Regions from separate parts of the Homo sapiens genome. Here region 2 is linked to region 1. A link is an interaction called in ENCODE POLR2A ChIA-PET data of the cell type or tissue named here. Cell type or tissue: Panc1. All regions are shown on one strand.

Region 1 (8,000 bases):
GGCCCTAAGTTTAAAAATATATTCTCCAAGGGACATGGATGAAGCTGGAAACCATCATCCTCAGAAAACTTAACACAGGACTAGAAAACCAAACACTGCATATTCTCACTCATAAGTGGGAGCAGAACACTTCTTAAAAATAAAAGATGATAGGCTGTCTCTGTAATTTGACAAATTAATATAATTCTCCCTATAAAATGCATTTTGATTTAATCACCCTGTTAATATAACTTTGTTTCCCTTGAAAATTTAAAATATCTGACGGTGTCCCTGAGAGTTTGCTGTGGTGCCCTGGAACATCTAAGTGCTGTTCGGGAATCTCAGTTATTACTCTCTTGTGTAAAGTATAAATAAATTGAATGAATGTGTAGTATTAGGTAATTCTCACTTATTTGGGGGATAATATTCAAAATTAAGTAATCATCTTTTCAGAAATTCATGGCCTTTGTGAAAAATTCGATTAAAATGGACAAGTAGCTCATTTAGTTGTAGCAAAATGATTCTGAAAGTGTTATTCATATGAAATAAAATTACAGATAGTTTAAAATTGTCCTTATATGATATGGTGTAATATTTTTATTGAGAACTTTAGTATAAACATAATATTTGATTAATATCATTATGAGGATTCTTAAGAAATAAAATATAATATACTTCACTCGTATTTCTCTGTAATTACATGTGTCATGGTTATCGGGAGACGAATGGGTTGAATTCTGACTTTTACTCTAACTAGTCTAAGGCTAAACTGAGCATAGATAACCATTTCCCTTGCCAGGGATTAGTTTAGGAGTGGCTTATGACCCTGTGGCTAATTAAATGTAATGGGAAAGTCAGGGATCAGACTTCTGGGAGAGGTTTCCTCACTGATAAAAAGACTGACAGAAAGGGAGGCTTCCTTCACTGAACACTGCTGTATCTTCATGAGATGTGCTGAACTCTGGAAGCTCATTTTGTGATCATGAGTAGAGATAGCTGAGGAAAAAGCCAACGAATTTAGCCCAGCAGGGCAGGAGGGAAGACTTCTGGGTCCATGAGGTAGCTGTTGAATTAAACAGTCTCTGAACAAGTCAACCATGTCATTTCTTGCTATGAGAGTATAACTTTTCCTTATATACATTAAGCACCCTTAACTGATGTAGTTACTCCTAGTCCTTAATTATTGGTGGTATTCAAACTGAAGTTAAAGACTCAGGACCCTTGTGGGTTTCGTGTAGGCAATCAAATTTGTGTTTTGAAAAACACTCCCAAGTGATTCTAAAACCTCTTCATCTTCTTTCTAATCCTTTCCACCCTCCATTGAGAACATCTGGAGCAAGATAGTTATGAAATTGAATGAAAGGACTTGGTGAGTGATTAATTATATGTGGGGGTCAGGGAAAAGGAGGGGTCATGGTAACTACCGTGTTTCTGATTTGGGTAACTAGGTAGATGGTGCTGCCAGTTTAGGTGATAAGGACCGTAAGTAAAAGAACAACTTTGGTTTTGTACATTCTTCATTAGAGGTGTCTGGGAACATTTAGAAAGTCATACCAGAAAGTAGTTAGAGCCATAATCCTGGAGAAATATCTAAACTACAAGACTAAGAGATTTAGTAGTTGTAGTTGAAACTGTGGGTATAGATGAGATTGCTTACAGGTATATCTTACTGAGTAGGGAAGAGAAGAAACTATGCAATTTCAGAGAACGCTCTGAAATTTCAGTGTACAGTGGAGGACAAAAGTGGTTGAGAAGGAGGAAAAACAATTAGTGGTATCGACAATGACACATCTCATTTTATCTTAGATTATTCTCAGATAAATTCAAAGACCTTTGTTCTAAGAATAAATTCTAAGAACTTTGATCAAGATGTAAACGTTAGTGTTTTTTTTTGAAGTAAATTCTTTCTTAAATGCTTGTTTTCCTTTTCAGTTGATCAATTTATGGTGCTAAATGGTAACCTGATGGGATAAATAATTAATATACCACTCTAACACTAGCAATTGGCCCTAGTTCTCTCTTACAAGATCAATTTCATTGTAATGCTTATTACTAGAGATACACTGGTATGGAACCCAAAACCCCCCAAAATATAAATTTTCATCAGTCCTTGTTTCCAGTCATTAACATGATAGTAGAAGTGCTGTTTTAGGACATACACAGAAATATGTATTATTACCTCTTTCATTTTGCTGTTCATAATTTTGTATTCTATTCCATCCATTCTTTTTATTATTCCTATTTTTATCATTTGACATGTGTTAGCCAATATACTCTTTTGGCATAAAAATAAAATATTTTGGAGAGTTAGGAGGATTCTGAATCCAAAATAATTTTTCTTGTTTTCTTTAAATGCAAAAGTCTGTAGAAAAAGGAAAAATTGATAACTTCTGGAGAGTATTGTCTTAAACCTTTCACATAATCTGTGGATGCTAACCTAGGATTTCGTGTGTGCGTGTGTGTGTGTGTGTTTGTATATGTGTCATATTAAAAACACTGTGTAGTGAAAATACCAGCCTTCACACACACTTTTGTAATAAATGTGGAAGTATAATTTTCAATTAATACTATTGCTAAGAGGATCCATAAAAGCTATTTGCATGCATTTTATGCCTCCTTCCAAGTCTCTCTCTTTTCTTTTTACACTTCAGTTTCAATAGCACCTGTAATTAAGGAAGAAAACCAAGCCCTGGGAGCTAGGTAGGACTTCCAGCTATTGATCTGTGTAAACCCAGTTTATACTGTCAGGGGAGAAACAGTCAACTGCTGAGCTGCTTTGTCACTGACATAAGCTGAGAGAGGATTTTTTTTTTTTTTTGTCTATACTGTTTATACACTAGTCTATAGACCTGCTGGCTGGTTGAATTTTAAAGAGTGCGGAGGTTTAAAGACTTGTCCCCTGAGGGATGCTTCTGCCAGTTGGGAAGCGAGCTGAGGCTGTTTCACAGAAGTGTATGCACGTGTGTTGCTTGTGGAAGAAGGGAGGGGGAGGGTGTGAAAGATTGAGCAACTAACTGGGAAGCGTTCGTCTTGAGTCTTAAAATTGATGTGAAATATATTACTAATTTGTGTATTTAGAGGGAGATATTGAATTTTGAATATATGTTCTTTATTGTTACAGAAATTATGTGGACAATTTTATAGGAGGAGGTCTGAATAGTGTTCACATGTATAGTAAAAATGGTGAATGGTTTCACTTTATGAAGTACAAGATAAGGATTAAGCAATGGTCAAATGAAAATGAACTGGTCTCATTTGCAATGAACTGTTTTTCAGTTTACAGAATTTAACTTACTGCAAGTTTAGTGACTCTTTTAACTACATTTAACAAAATATTGTCAGTGGTGAAACAGTTAGCTTTCGCTTAATATAGAGTCTGTGCTCATATTTTTAAAGGTACATGATTATGATTATAAGCAATCCAGGGTACCCTGCCCTAAGAGTAGATGATTTTTTTTTTTACAAGATCCTTTTCTTTCTGCTTATGTGCATTAAGGCACTGAAGCTTTCTTAGGTATTGGTATTGGAATTTTATAATGTTTTATTTTTAGTTGACACTTTATTGTAGTCTACCTTTTTAAAAGAATGCAAGAAATTCTACTTTAAAACACTCAATGCTATATTTATGTATACGGTTTAAATATTCAGATATTGATGACTTCTGTAGACCTTAGTTTTAGTGGCAAAGAAGTGGTAGCAAAAATATTGTTCAGTGAGGATGACTGCTGCATTAAGATATTTGCTCTTTTTTCTTTTTAATGGGAAACATCCTTATAAAATTCTTTGTCTTGTAAAATTGCCTGACTTTGAAGTTGTATGATGTTGTCTTCAAGTTTAAAGTTTAACTTTTGAATCAGACTTAATTTTATTTTTCAAATATAACAAAATAGATTATTAAGACTTTGTTTGCCAAGTAGCTGATAATTATTTGTATTTTATTATAATTTTTAATGTGTATGGTTTCTAAAAGATTTTGAAATTATTTTTAATGACTGTTAAATAACTGAAGGTTTCAAAATCATTCAGATTATTTTCTGTGTTTTATTAAAGCATTGATTTTCATATTAGGCAATCCTTAAATGAAAGTGCACAGAATAGAAGCTGTATTTTTGACAGCTTGTTTTTAGATACACATTTCTTTAAGAGTGTTAAGATAAAACTTAATACCAAGAATTGAATCATGTAAATGTTTCTTTGGCTATAGAAAGTCTCTCTCTCTTTTTTTTTTTTTTTAACTGTTTGACTATGGGACATGTAGAGTTGTTATACCTCTCAGTAATTCATTCTGCTGCCAACTTCATTCCCTTTTCTCTGCCTGCATTTTAATTGAAACAACATTTATATTTTTGAGCCAGGATCTGTCAGAAGTCCCTATGGCTAGACTGTGGTACAAGTAGCAGCAGACGTAGCTTACCCATATGGTGCGGTGCTTCTTGTAAAATCCATATGGCCTTGTTGAAGGGAATCCCAGCGGGGATGTGAAGGGTGTTAATACCCTTCAGGCCAGGCCTTTCCCCCCTGGGGTTTCTGTGGCATTGTCAGTGCAATCTGCCAAAGCACAAACTTAATTCCTTTTTAATAATCAATTATTTTAGTCTAGGAACCTGTGCTATTTTTCTTAAGGACAAAGAAAGCATCTTTTTCTCCTAGAAAATGTCTCAAAGAAGTTTTAACTGCTTCTTAAAAAATATTCTAAAACTTATTTCTTTTTTTTGAAATTTCCATTTGTAGGAAATACTACAGAGTGTGCCAAAGTTCTGTTTTCCCTTTGACGTTGAAAGGTACAGTATAAGTATCATTTAAAATAAATGTAGATTCTTATAGTACATACTTGAAAATGATTACATGTGCTTTTTTATAAAATAAAATGTCCCTTCTCTTTATTGCTTCTCACAAAAAGGCTAGAGATTGAAAAGAGGTTGAAAATTAATTAATATGTGGAAGAGGAAGCCTTTTAAATCACATCTTTTATTTTCTCTACTATGACCAGTTAAGACAAGTTTGAAAACACATTACCAACAGGTTCTATTTTTTCCCTTTGTTCTCTCTTCAGGTAGAAATTGTGATCACTAGTGGAAAAAAATACTAATATGACCTTGATTGGAGTCTTAGAATTATGTCTTGATGTATGTTTCCTGGTTTCTATCTCACTTCATCCTCATTGAAAAGACCATCTGTGTCATGCTGTAAAACTCATGGCTACTTGTCTCTCAATAATAGCTTTATAGAGGTAGTGTAATATTATGGAAAGCTATAGGGAAACTCCTCTAGTTTTGAAAATCTTGTTTTTATATTTCACTGAACAAATACTGAATGATGAAATTGCATAGAGTTGAAATTTCTTGGAACATACAGCCCTGTGAGCATAACAACAGATCGTTTATTGTTTTTCATGTGATTTTTATACTCTATTTTCAGTTTACTTAAGAGGGTGACATGAAGGGTTTTTGAAAGAATGTTTATTTTAGGAAAATACTTCGCTAAAGTATTAGTGAGACTTTATGATTTTACTGTATTAAAGATAAAGCCTTCTGAATGATGGACTAATCAGTACTAATAAGCATTGTTGATGAATGATACTCCTTGTTTTACCTTATCTGAGGAATCATTGCCCTACCCCTACCAAAAAAAGTTACACGTTTCATATTAATAGTAAGGAAGATTTAGGATCCAGCTACAAAAAGGATATTATGAATCTTGGGCACTAGAGGTCACATTTGTCACTAGAGGGTTTTTTTTTTATTTTAAGTTTATTAAAGTGTAAGAAAAACCTATCCACTGAAAAGTGTAGTTGTTAAATGTTCAGCATTTGAAATGCAACATTTCCTGACAAAACTGTTTGTAGCATTGATACTGGCAGTAATTTATTTCCTTCTGCACAATCCCTATGGCTATTTCAAAACCAAAGTGTAGGCGTCATGGATATTTTATTTTGGGACAAGGAAGCAAAAGTTCGGTTATGGTTATCTAATGGCAAGATTACAGCCAGTACTAGGAAATATATTCATATATTTTAAATAGAAATAAAGATTCAATCTAACGTTTTATATTGCCCCTTATACCAAAGTGTGACACATATTATGGTAGTATGATACTTCAAAGTTGACTAGAATTCTTTACAGCTTAGCTGATAAGCCTTTTATTTTGGTAGAAATTATATTCTTATTTTATACTTGGAAATGTATTCCTCAGTATATTGATAGCTGTACAAGAGAATTCTAGAAAAAATATAACAAGGGTATTTTTGTAGGGTACTTTATTGGATGAGAATGTCAACAGGAGAAGCAATTAAACAGAGTTGGTGGTGGCTGCCATTAGATTCTAAAGCGACATGATTTGCTATCTAAGCAATTTTAGAATAATTAAGAAAAGAGGCTAAAGTTGAAGAAAAGGACTTAGTCATGATTTCTAGCTGCTTCTACAGTTTCAGTAATAATATTTTGATAATTTATGAAATATGAGCACTTTTAGTCTTATGATCATTTATGGTAGACTACCTTATGATTTCCTAGTGAGAGATTAATATATGCTGAACTGTTCAGTCTATGAGGTATTACAACTTATTTTGGTGTTTACTTTACAAGTTTCACACTTCCTCTAGTTTTAGAACATAGTTCTAGCTTCAAGAACCAACTGATTAGAAAGATGAAACCAATGTCACATATAAATATACTCTTATTTTTGTTTTTCTTGAAGAAAATTGTCAAACAAGGCACAATGTTTCCTAATGTTACTATATTTTAGGGTGTCTCAGAATCAAGTTGGACAGCACTTTACCTTTGTACTGACAGACATTGAAAGTAAACAGAGATTTGGATTCTGCAGACTGACGTCAGGAGGCACAATTTGTTTATGCATCCTTAGGTGAGTATTTGTAGTAAAAAAAATTAGATGCAAAATAGGTAACTATCTCTCTATTGTACTTTGTTATGCTTGGGATGAAGAAAAACTTGTTTTCTTTAAAAACAAGTTGAAAAATAATTTTCCTGATTTTCTGTATACAGAATCAGTTAAGTTTAAAGATTTACCATTAACATAGTGGAACTTTCCTTGAAATAATCGATTTTTTAAAGATTAGTTTTTTGTAGAGTTATTTTTGAAAACTAAATATAAAGAGATGTATTCAAATAATATGAGTTTCACCTATTAAATGGAATACAAAAAAAAATAAGTTAAATTAATGTATGCCCTTTTCTGTCACTGAACCAGAACTTGGATTTTTAAAAGTGAACTGCTGCTTTAAGACAGAGGTTGCAAACTGATGAACCTGGTAGAAGCGTTTAGAGGTTTTCGTTTGGCTACTGGGTGTTTTAAAAATTTTAAAGGACGTTAACCTTATGAATTTGAGGAAGTTTTGTATATAGTTCATATTTCGAATTCCTTTTGAAAAGTGAGGCTATCTACTAATTCTGCCATGGCAACAATAAGCTGGAACTGAATAGCAGATTTTTAGTTGTGTCATGAGCTTGCTAGTTTCCAAAGGTCCTATCTGTCCTGCCTAATTGCTTACATTATCTGCCTTGATTCAGTAGGTAGTTTAGAGTATGTCTCCTGCCTGTGGACTTGGGATCTGAGTTGCTGACTGTTAGGAAGAAAGGGTTCTAAAGGTTAGCATTCTTGCAATATGTCCTGATGAATCAGAAATCCAGATGTAGTCTATAAAAATAGGACTCCAAACTATTATTATAACATGGATATTGGTCAAACTGGATTTCTTAGAAATGCTTATAGGAAAAGAAATAACAATTTATGAAATAACATATTACAAAGAAAACTTTGGTATAAAATCAGTCTTCCTGTTCATTTGCTATTCATATTTAGCTACAGTTATATCATTCATTGAGAGGTTGTTAATTTACTTACAACATTGGTTAGAGCTGGAGAGTTTTTTTCTATCTTTATTCAAAAGTAAGTGCTTAACTGCTTTAGAAGTTATAGAATCGTGAATGTGCCCCCATTCTCTCTTTAGCACAACTTTTTCATCTGGATAAAAATTGTGCTTAAAACTTACACTTTATCCA
Region 2 (8,000 bases), 190 kb before region 1:
TCCTCCCCCCCTCCCTCCCTTGTTCCTTCCTTCCTTCCTCCTTCCTTACTTTCTTCCCTCCTTCCTTCCTTGTTGATAAATATTAGGAGCAGCAGCAGTATTTCTTCTTATGGTAAGTAATAATGGCATGTGCTCTAAAAGAAAACTAGAATATTTTGACTCTGACTTTATGTGGACAAGGGCAAAAAAATGACTAAAATACATTAATTAATTGAAATTCATTAAAAAGAGGCAAATATAACCAAGATTTTTTCATGTAGTAGTAACAATTAACTATTATTAAACATTCATATAAACTAATTGAAATTTCTTTTCCTAAAATGGTATATCTTTAAGGTTTTAAAAAATTATGTAAACTCTGTAGTTGAACAAATTATATCATTTCTGAAGGATTTGATTTCTGGGTGAACCTTTTTAGGGTTGTTATTGTCTTTCATTATTTTTCTTTTTATTTTTTTTCTTTCTTTATTTATTTATTTTTTCTTCTTTTTTGACTTGAAGTCTCATTCTGTCACCCAGGCTGGAGTACACTGGCGGGATCTCAGCTCACTTCAACTTCTGCCTCCCAGGTTCAAGTGATTCTCCTGCCTCAGCCTCATGAGTAGCTGGGACTACAGGCACGTGCCACCATACCCCACTAATTTTTGTATTTTTAGTAGAGATGAGGCTTTGCCATGTTAAACAGGCTGGTCTCAAACTCTTGACTTCCAGTGATCCGCCCCCCTTGACCTCCTAAAGTGCTGGGATTACAGACGTGAGCCTCCGCTCCTGGCCATGTCTTCCATTACTTTTCTGAGTTCTATTTTTGTTCTTTTTTTTATTACCTTAAAATCTTTACTGTAGAAATACAAAAGCATACAGAAAAAATGTAATGAATCCCCATGTATCACAGCAATTCTTGTTTCATCTACAGCCCATCTATCCTCTAAATATATTTTGTAGCAGATACCAAACACCGTAAATGTTTTAGTACTTATGCCTACAAGATATGAACTCTTTTAAAACATAATCACAATACTATAAGTGTACCTAAACAAAGAGGGATATTTTCTTAATATCAACAAACAGGTACTGTTAAAATTCCTAATAGTCTCTTAAATGCCATAACTTTTTATAGTACACTGTTTTCCCTTTTGAAATTTATTTGTTGAATAAACTGAGTTGTTTTTACTTCGGCTCTAGAGACTGATCAGATTTAGATTAGTTTGTTTTTTCTTGCCAAGACACTTTATAGATATTGTTATATTTTATTGGGAGGCACAAAATATTTGACTGGCTCTCTTTTTGTGATGTTATTGGCTGTTAATGCTTAGTATCTACTTCCATTAATTTATCACAAAATAGTGATATTCTAATTGTAACCTTTGTTCTTTATTAGCTGAAATATCTCTCTAAAGAGAAAAATTCTACTTATCTATCATTTAGTTACTCAGCGTTACAGTTCATATAAAGAAAGCAAGATAAATGTTTGATCGTATCCCTTTATTTACTAATTTTCATAATGTATTTGTTCCCTAGAATCATCCAACAGTGATTAATTAGGTTTTTAAGAGTTTTTTTTTCATCACTACAAACATATGGGTTTAAACATATTTTAGTTATGTTTTAAGCCATTGCAGCTATTATTCTTTTTTTTTTTTTTTTTTGAAACGGAGTTTTGCTCTTGTTGCCCAGGCTGCAGTGCAGTGGTGCAATCTCAATTCACTGCAACCTCTGCCTCCCGGGTTCAAGCGATTCTCCTGCCTCAGCCTCCTAAGTAGCTGGGATTAGAGGCACCTGCCACCATGCCCGGCTAATTTTGTATTTTTAATAGAGATGGGGTTTTGCCATATTGGGCAGGCTGGTCTCAAACTCCTGACCTCATGCGATCCACCTGCTTCGGCCTCCCAAAGTGCTGGGATTACAGGCATGAGCCACCACGCCTGGCATGCAGCTATTATTCGTACTGATGCTCTTCTTGGCCAATGTTCTAAATGGTGTGAGTCCTGTCGACATGATCTTAATAACCTTTGATGGTTTCTTTGCTACTTGGTATGACAAGGTGTTCCACACTCATTTTGTACTTTTGCTGTCTTACACTTAGAACTAGCTGTATTAGTTCGTTTTCACACTGCTGATAAAGACATATACAAGACTGAGTAATTTATAAAGAAAAAGAGGTTTAATGGACTCACAGTTCCACATGGCTGGGGAGGCCTCCTGATCATAGCAGAAGGCAAAAGGCAAAAGGCACATCTTACATGGTGGTAGACAAGAGAGAAATGACAACCAAGCAAAAGGGGTTTGCCCTTGTGAAACCATCACATCTCGTGAGACTTATTCACTACCATGAGAATAGTATGGGGGAAACTGCTCCACGATTCAATTTCCCACCTTATCTCCCCCACAAAACTTGGGAATTATGGGAGCTACAACTCAAGCTGAGATTAGGATGAGGACACAGCAAAATAATAGCACTAGCCAAGGCTCTTTTTAGTTTGTTTTTTTTTAGTGAGTTTTTAGTTCTATTAGGGTGACTACTTCCAGGCCTTTTCAGTGAACACAGTAGGGATTATTTTTTCAAACAAAATATATTATGAGCTCATATTTATATTTTCAATTCAGAGTTAGAGCAGTCTTACATCTGTAGTGCTTCTATTTCACATCAATATATCCTTTACACTGCTGATAATCCTAGTTCTTAAGGCTATGAAGGACAATATAATTAGACTATGTCATACTTGCTTATTTGCCATATTCTCAATAAACACACACAATAACAGTGCTAACCCCACTAGCAACAATAAAAGTATTGAAAAGAGTTAATTTTTTTTTACAGTTTTAACTTTTTGCCATGCTAGTGGGTATGTAGTGGTATCTTTGTATGGCAAATTTTTGACTGAATTCCAAACATTGTAGTTGCTGTTGTATTTTGCTGAATCTCCTTAGATATTATTAGATTTTATTCTAGGATTCTGCTAAATTACTTGTAAACAATTTTATCCTTTTAAGTCTCTTTTCCCAAACTTTGTTAGGGCAGGTCCAGAGCAGCTGTTCCTCTGAGGACTTATGCAATTCCACTGCTGAGGTAATAACCGTCTAAGGAGTCTACTCAATTCCCTACTTAATCAGGAGTCTTTCCCCTCTGATTGATTAGAACATGAAAGATTTCCTGTCCCTTGGATCTCCAGGGAAAAGTCCACCTATTCCCTTCCGTTGATCCTTTCTGAGGCTTTATGTAGTTTCCTCCACAATCTCCATGTGCAGATCAATACTCTGCCATAGACTAAAGCAGACTCCTGGACCTGGACAGATCTTTGGAGCCCATTTTTTTATTTGTTTGTTTGTTTGTTTTTTGTGCAGCACTCTTCTTCCTGAAGTTACACCCAGAAATCTAGCTGTTTTGCCTTTCTTAACTCTGAATTCTGTCTTTTCAGCTCAGCACTACTTTCAGGGTCTGTTTGGGGCCTCTTCTCACTACTATAGTCTGGAAGCCCTCTCTTTAAACAATAAACTGGGGTGATTATAGGGGGCTTCTTTTGTTTCCTTTTCTCAAAGATTATTGTTCTATACTGCTTGTCATCTAATGTTTCCAGTTCTTTAACATTGGAGGATTAATCTGGCCCTTGTTACTCCATGGTAGTCAAAATTAAAATGCCATTAATTTTTAACACTGAAAATTGAAGATCTATTGTTTTCTCTGGCTTCTGTCTATACAGCTTCATATCCCATTGTCTCTAGTATTTCTTTTTCTCTTAATATCCAGGATTCATCATCCAAACCAATAATAAAGATCAGCTCACTTTTGGTCTATTTGCTTAAAGACATGAAGAATCTGAAATATCCAAGTGGTAGTCTTGGCTTCCAATTTAATAGTACCATTTTTGTGTACCTAGAGGAACCATTTCTTCCCTAAGGGTTGATGTTTCCAAAACGTTAGATCCCAGATTCACCATTACAGAAAGTATGTCACCTACAAACCTCTAGTTCATCACACGGAGGCTCCAACTAGGTTCCCAGCTTTGAGCACCACCGCAGATGCTAGGACAGGACCCAGAGAAGTCCCAGGAGGGAAGGTGATTACTCAAGGAAAGAAAAGCATAGATATTTGCCTAAGGCTATCTCTCCTTCAAGGCAGAGGGGACAAGATAAACCATTAAAAGGTTTTGTCTTCATACTCTCCCACACATGCTTTTTAAAGGGTCAACCCAGGATGGGGCTGTAAAGTGTCAGTTGTGAATTTCTGTCTGGTGAGTAAATTATACAGTAATACCTGTAAATAAGGCTTGAACTTTTCCCCTTCTGGTCAATTAATAATAAGAAACTCCCCATGAGTCATAAATAGAGATTGAAGGAGGATGGCAGAGCAAAATACATAGGCAAGTTGGGAATGAAAATCAGTTGTTAACTCAATTTGCTTATGTTTTCAGGGTCTACTTTCTCTGGAGCCATATATTTCACTTCCATCTGAATAATGTAATGCCACTGAGTTTGTCTAAATCTATGACTAGGATGTCAAATAACCCCGGTTTGTTATAGCAATGGTGTCATGTTGCCACCCGATGTTCCAAAGTCAGACTTTCTTTTTGTTGTTGTTTTTATTTCTGAACCTAACATTATGAACATACCAAAGTCAGACTTCATTCTCTGCCAGGGACCAATCAAGTTAAGAGCTGTTTCTGAAAAGAGGATTGTTATTGCTAAAATACATGGCTTTGCTCTTAGACCTTGGGAGCCAACACTAGACTTTTTTCCTCCAGATTTGCCAAAAGTGTCACAACTGATCATAGACACTTGAGTATGAGTAAAGCTTCACTGTAATTGCATTGCATTTTTGTTCAGTTTACACTTGCCCTGGGATCCATTAAAAATAATCAGTCTTGGCCGGGTGCAGTGGCTCATGCCTGTAATCCCAACACTTTGGGAGGCCAAAGCAGGTGGATCACTTGAGGCTAGGAGTTCGAGACCAGCCTGGCCAACGTGGCAAAACCCCGTCTCTAATAAGAATACAAAAATTAGCTGGTGTGATGGCGTGCACCTGTAATCCCAGCTACTCCGGAGGCTGAGGCAGGAGAATCACTTGAACCCAGGAAGCAGAGGTTGCAATGAGACAAGATCCTGTCCCTGCACTCCAGCCTGGGCAACAGAACCAGACTCTGTCTCAAAAAAACAGTATTCAGTCTTTTGGCAAATCTGACAAATGGATATAAATCATATGCTTAAATATGATATTCATTACTTCCAAAATGAAAAGATGTTTACCAAGCCCTGTGCCTTTTTTTAATAGTAGGCAGTGAGAAGGTACAAGAATTTCTCCTTTCCTTTGGAGAAGGTATCTTGACATACTAAATTTCACTGGCTCTTCAGGAATTTTATGGAAGTGGCAGATCCCTGTATTTTGGTGGAATTAGTATCCAATGCTCTGGCACACAAGAATTTTATCAAGGCATCATGCATATCTGCCACTACATTGACATCAATGTAAGGGACCAGCATGAGCTCCTGTGAAATGACAATACAATAAATGTCTCCATGAGCTCAATTGTGGCACAGAACCAGTGAGTTGTCACCACTCTGGAACAAGATAGAAAAGGTATCCTGCTGTCCTTTCAGGTGAAAGAAACTGTGTTTTTTGATTAGCATAGAATGAAAGTATTTACCGCCCCAATAGCTGCATGTCATGTGCCAGTGGTATCAGTTTGCTCCAGGAAAAAGACACATCTGCAGTAGTTGCTATAACTGGAGCCACAAATTAATAAAAACAATTATTTGTAAATCATAGGAAACATTTAATGTGATAGTGTTTTTTAGACAATTAGAGATGTAAATGTTTATTTCTTGACTGCTTTTTTTCTGATACATATATTCAATAATTTGCAAATTTTAAGAGTAAATCACTTGATACAAATTAATAATATTTGAATTTAATACATAGAAAATAAATACAGTCTAGGGCAGTTTTATCTGATTCATATTTCTGTGTGACTCTGGAAGGCCGTTATGAATGGCCCCTTTTTAATATCTACTTTGAAGTAATAACTGTGTGTTTAAAAATGTATCCCTTATAATATCTTTTTTTGCTGGTCTATTTGCTTTCTGATTTATTATTTAACATTAATCAAAGATTTAAAGTTATATCAACCAGATAATGAACTTTATTCATTTTAAGAAACACTAATTTTAAGGAGGAAGTCATTTATTTATTTGTTCAATAATAGACAATTCTGGTCATTTACCTAGACTTTTAACATAATGCGATCACTTACAACAGAATGGGTTTCTCCACTGTGAAAAATGAATACAATCATTTACTTGGGCCGTTTCTTGTGAAAATACATTTAATCTGGTAATATTTTATAATCTAACACTGTGATTGCTTTTACTATACTAGAAGGATTTCAACTAGATACAATTGAATTATTAAACAGTAAATAATTCCCATTTTCTTGTGTGTGTCTAATTCTCTTGTTTTCAATTACAACTCCTGGTCATAAAAATGCAAATTTAATATGCAAATTAAATTCACTTCGGTAAATATATTCACAGCAGCTTTAGGTGAAAACAAAACTACCTTTCAGCTAATGCCAAAATGTAAATCATGCCACTTTATAAAATAAGTCTGCATAATTTTCTTCAGAAAAAAAACACAAAAACTGTAACTGTAATTTCTTTCAAGACTGTTATATTTATGAAAAAAAAGGGCATGGGTTGAAAATTTAGATAAATCAAGCACAATACATAGAGATTTATGGCTTCAGTGATTTTTTTTTTTAATTTGTTCGTTTGTTTTTGAGGCAGAGTCTGGCTCTGTCACCCAGGCTGGAGTGCAGCGGCACTCTCTCGGCTTACTGCAGCCTTCGCCTCCCTGGTTCAAGTGATTCTGTTGCCTCAGTCTCTCAAATAGCTGGGATTAGAGATGTGTGCCACCATCCCGGCTAATTTTTTTTTTTTTTTTTTTTTTTGTATTTTTAGTAGAGACGGGGTTTTGCCATGTTAGCCAGGCTGGTCTTGAACTCCTGGCCTCAAGTGATCTGCCTGCCTTGGCCTCCCAAAGTGCTGGGATTCCAGGCATGAGCCACCATGCCTGGCCTTCAGTGATTCTTTGAACAGATAAAATATTGAGCTATTGCAAGGATGTAAGCAATGGCTAAATAAACATTATTATATACCTAGTGTGCAAAAGCTGTATAAAATGCTAAGTATGTAAGCTCTGAGGCTGCTGACAATAATATCAAGTCATTGGCTGTACTAATTTAACAAACATTTATTAAATGCCTATTAGGTGCCAAATTTGTCTTAGACACTAGGGATTCAAAGATAAAGTCATAAACTTTATTCTTGAAGAGCTTACTTCCATACATAGGGAGAAAGGCATATAGCAAATACTTACAATTCAATGTGCAGTAGTAGAGATTTTAAAATGTTAGAGGGTAGACTCACAGATTTGCATGGAGAAGTGGCAAAGGCTCCATAAAGGATATGAATTTTGAGCATTGGGAGATATAAAATATGGTAAATAAACTATATTTTGGTATTCGGAAAGTTGTTTATATAAGGTATTAAGGGCATAGTATGATTAACTCTATCTGTTATCTATTGCTGTCTAACAAATCACCCCAAAGCCAGTGGCTTAAGACAAAAATACTTTATTATTGTAGGTAATGCATCCATAAAGACCGTTTGAATTCCCACAGAAAGTTACTCAATTCTCTATTCTTATCTTGCACTCTTTTACTATAGTTAGTGGTTTCCTTCTGTAGATAGTAGCTCAGCAAACTATTGTTCACAAGACAAGCTGGCCTGCCACCTAGTTTTGAAAATAAAGTTTTATTTGGATATAATCATGCTCATTTATTTACTTATTGTATATGGCTGCTTTTTGAGCCACAGCAGCAGAGCTGAGTTGTTACAATAGTGATTTTATGGTTTGCAAAGCTGAAAACCACAGCCACCGCCCCTCAACTCTAGACCACTATTGTCCAATAGAACTTTCTGTGATGTTAATGTGGCTATAGAGCACT

The links. Peaks named below come from ENCODE experiments on the same cell type or tissue, not always from the same donor. Only the 100,000 strongest peaks of a DNase experiment are listed, where the experiment ranks them.
Region 2: POLR2A ChIA-PET joins it to region 1 with 6 read pairs; 2 of 35 experiments call an interaction of 5 or more read pairs at or near these places.

The regions. Positions count from the first base shown.
Region 1 is chr1:197,670,880-197,678,879 of GRCh38, reverse strand. It overlaps DENND1B (DENN domain containing 1B), which reads left to right. Exons shown (of 23, transcript NM_001195215.2): 4 at 4,711-4,760; 5 at 6,724-6,843. Among named protein-coding and RNA genes, the nearest start is that of DENND1B, 100 kb to the left of the region's middle. RefSeq lists a silencer at 4,995-5,195. In Panc1, no CTCF peak of the experiment used is centred here; no DNase peak of the experiment used is centred here; H3K4me3 peaks cover 497 bases; H3K27ac peaks cover 689 bases.
Region 2 is chr1:197,859,117-197,867,116 of GRCh38, reverse strand. No RefSeq gene overlaps it. Among named protein-coding and RNA genes, the nearest start is that of C1orf53, 40 kb to the left of the region's middle. In Panc1, no CTCF peak of the experiment used is centred here; no DNase peak of the experiment used is centred here.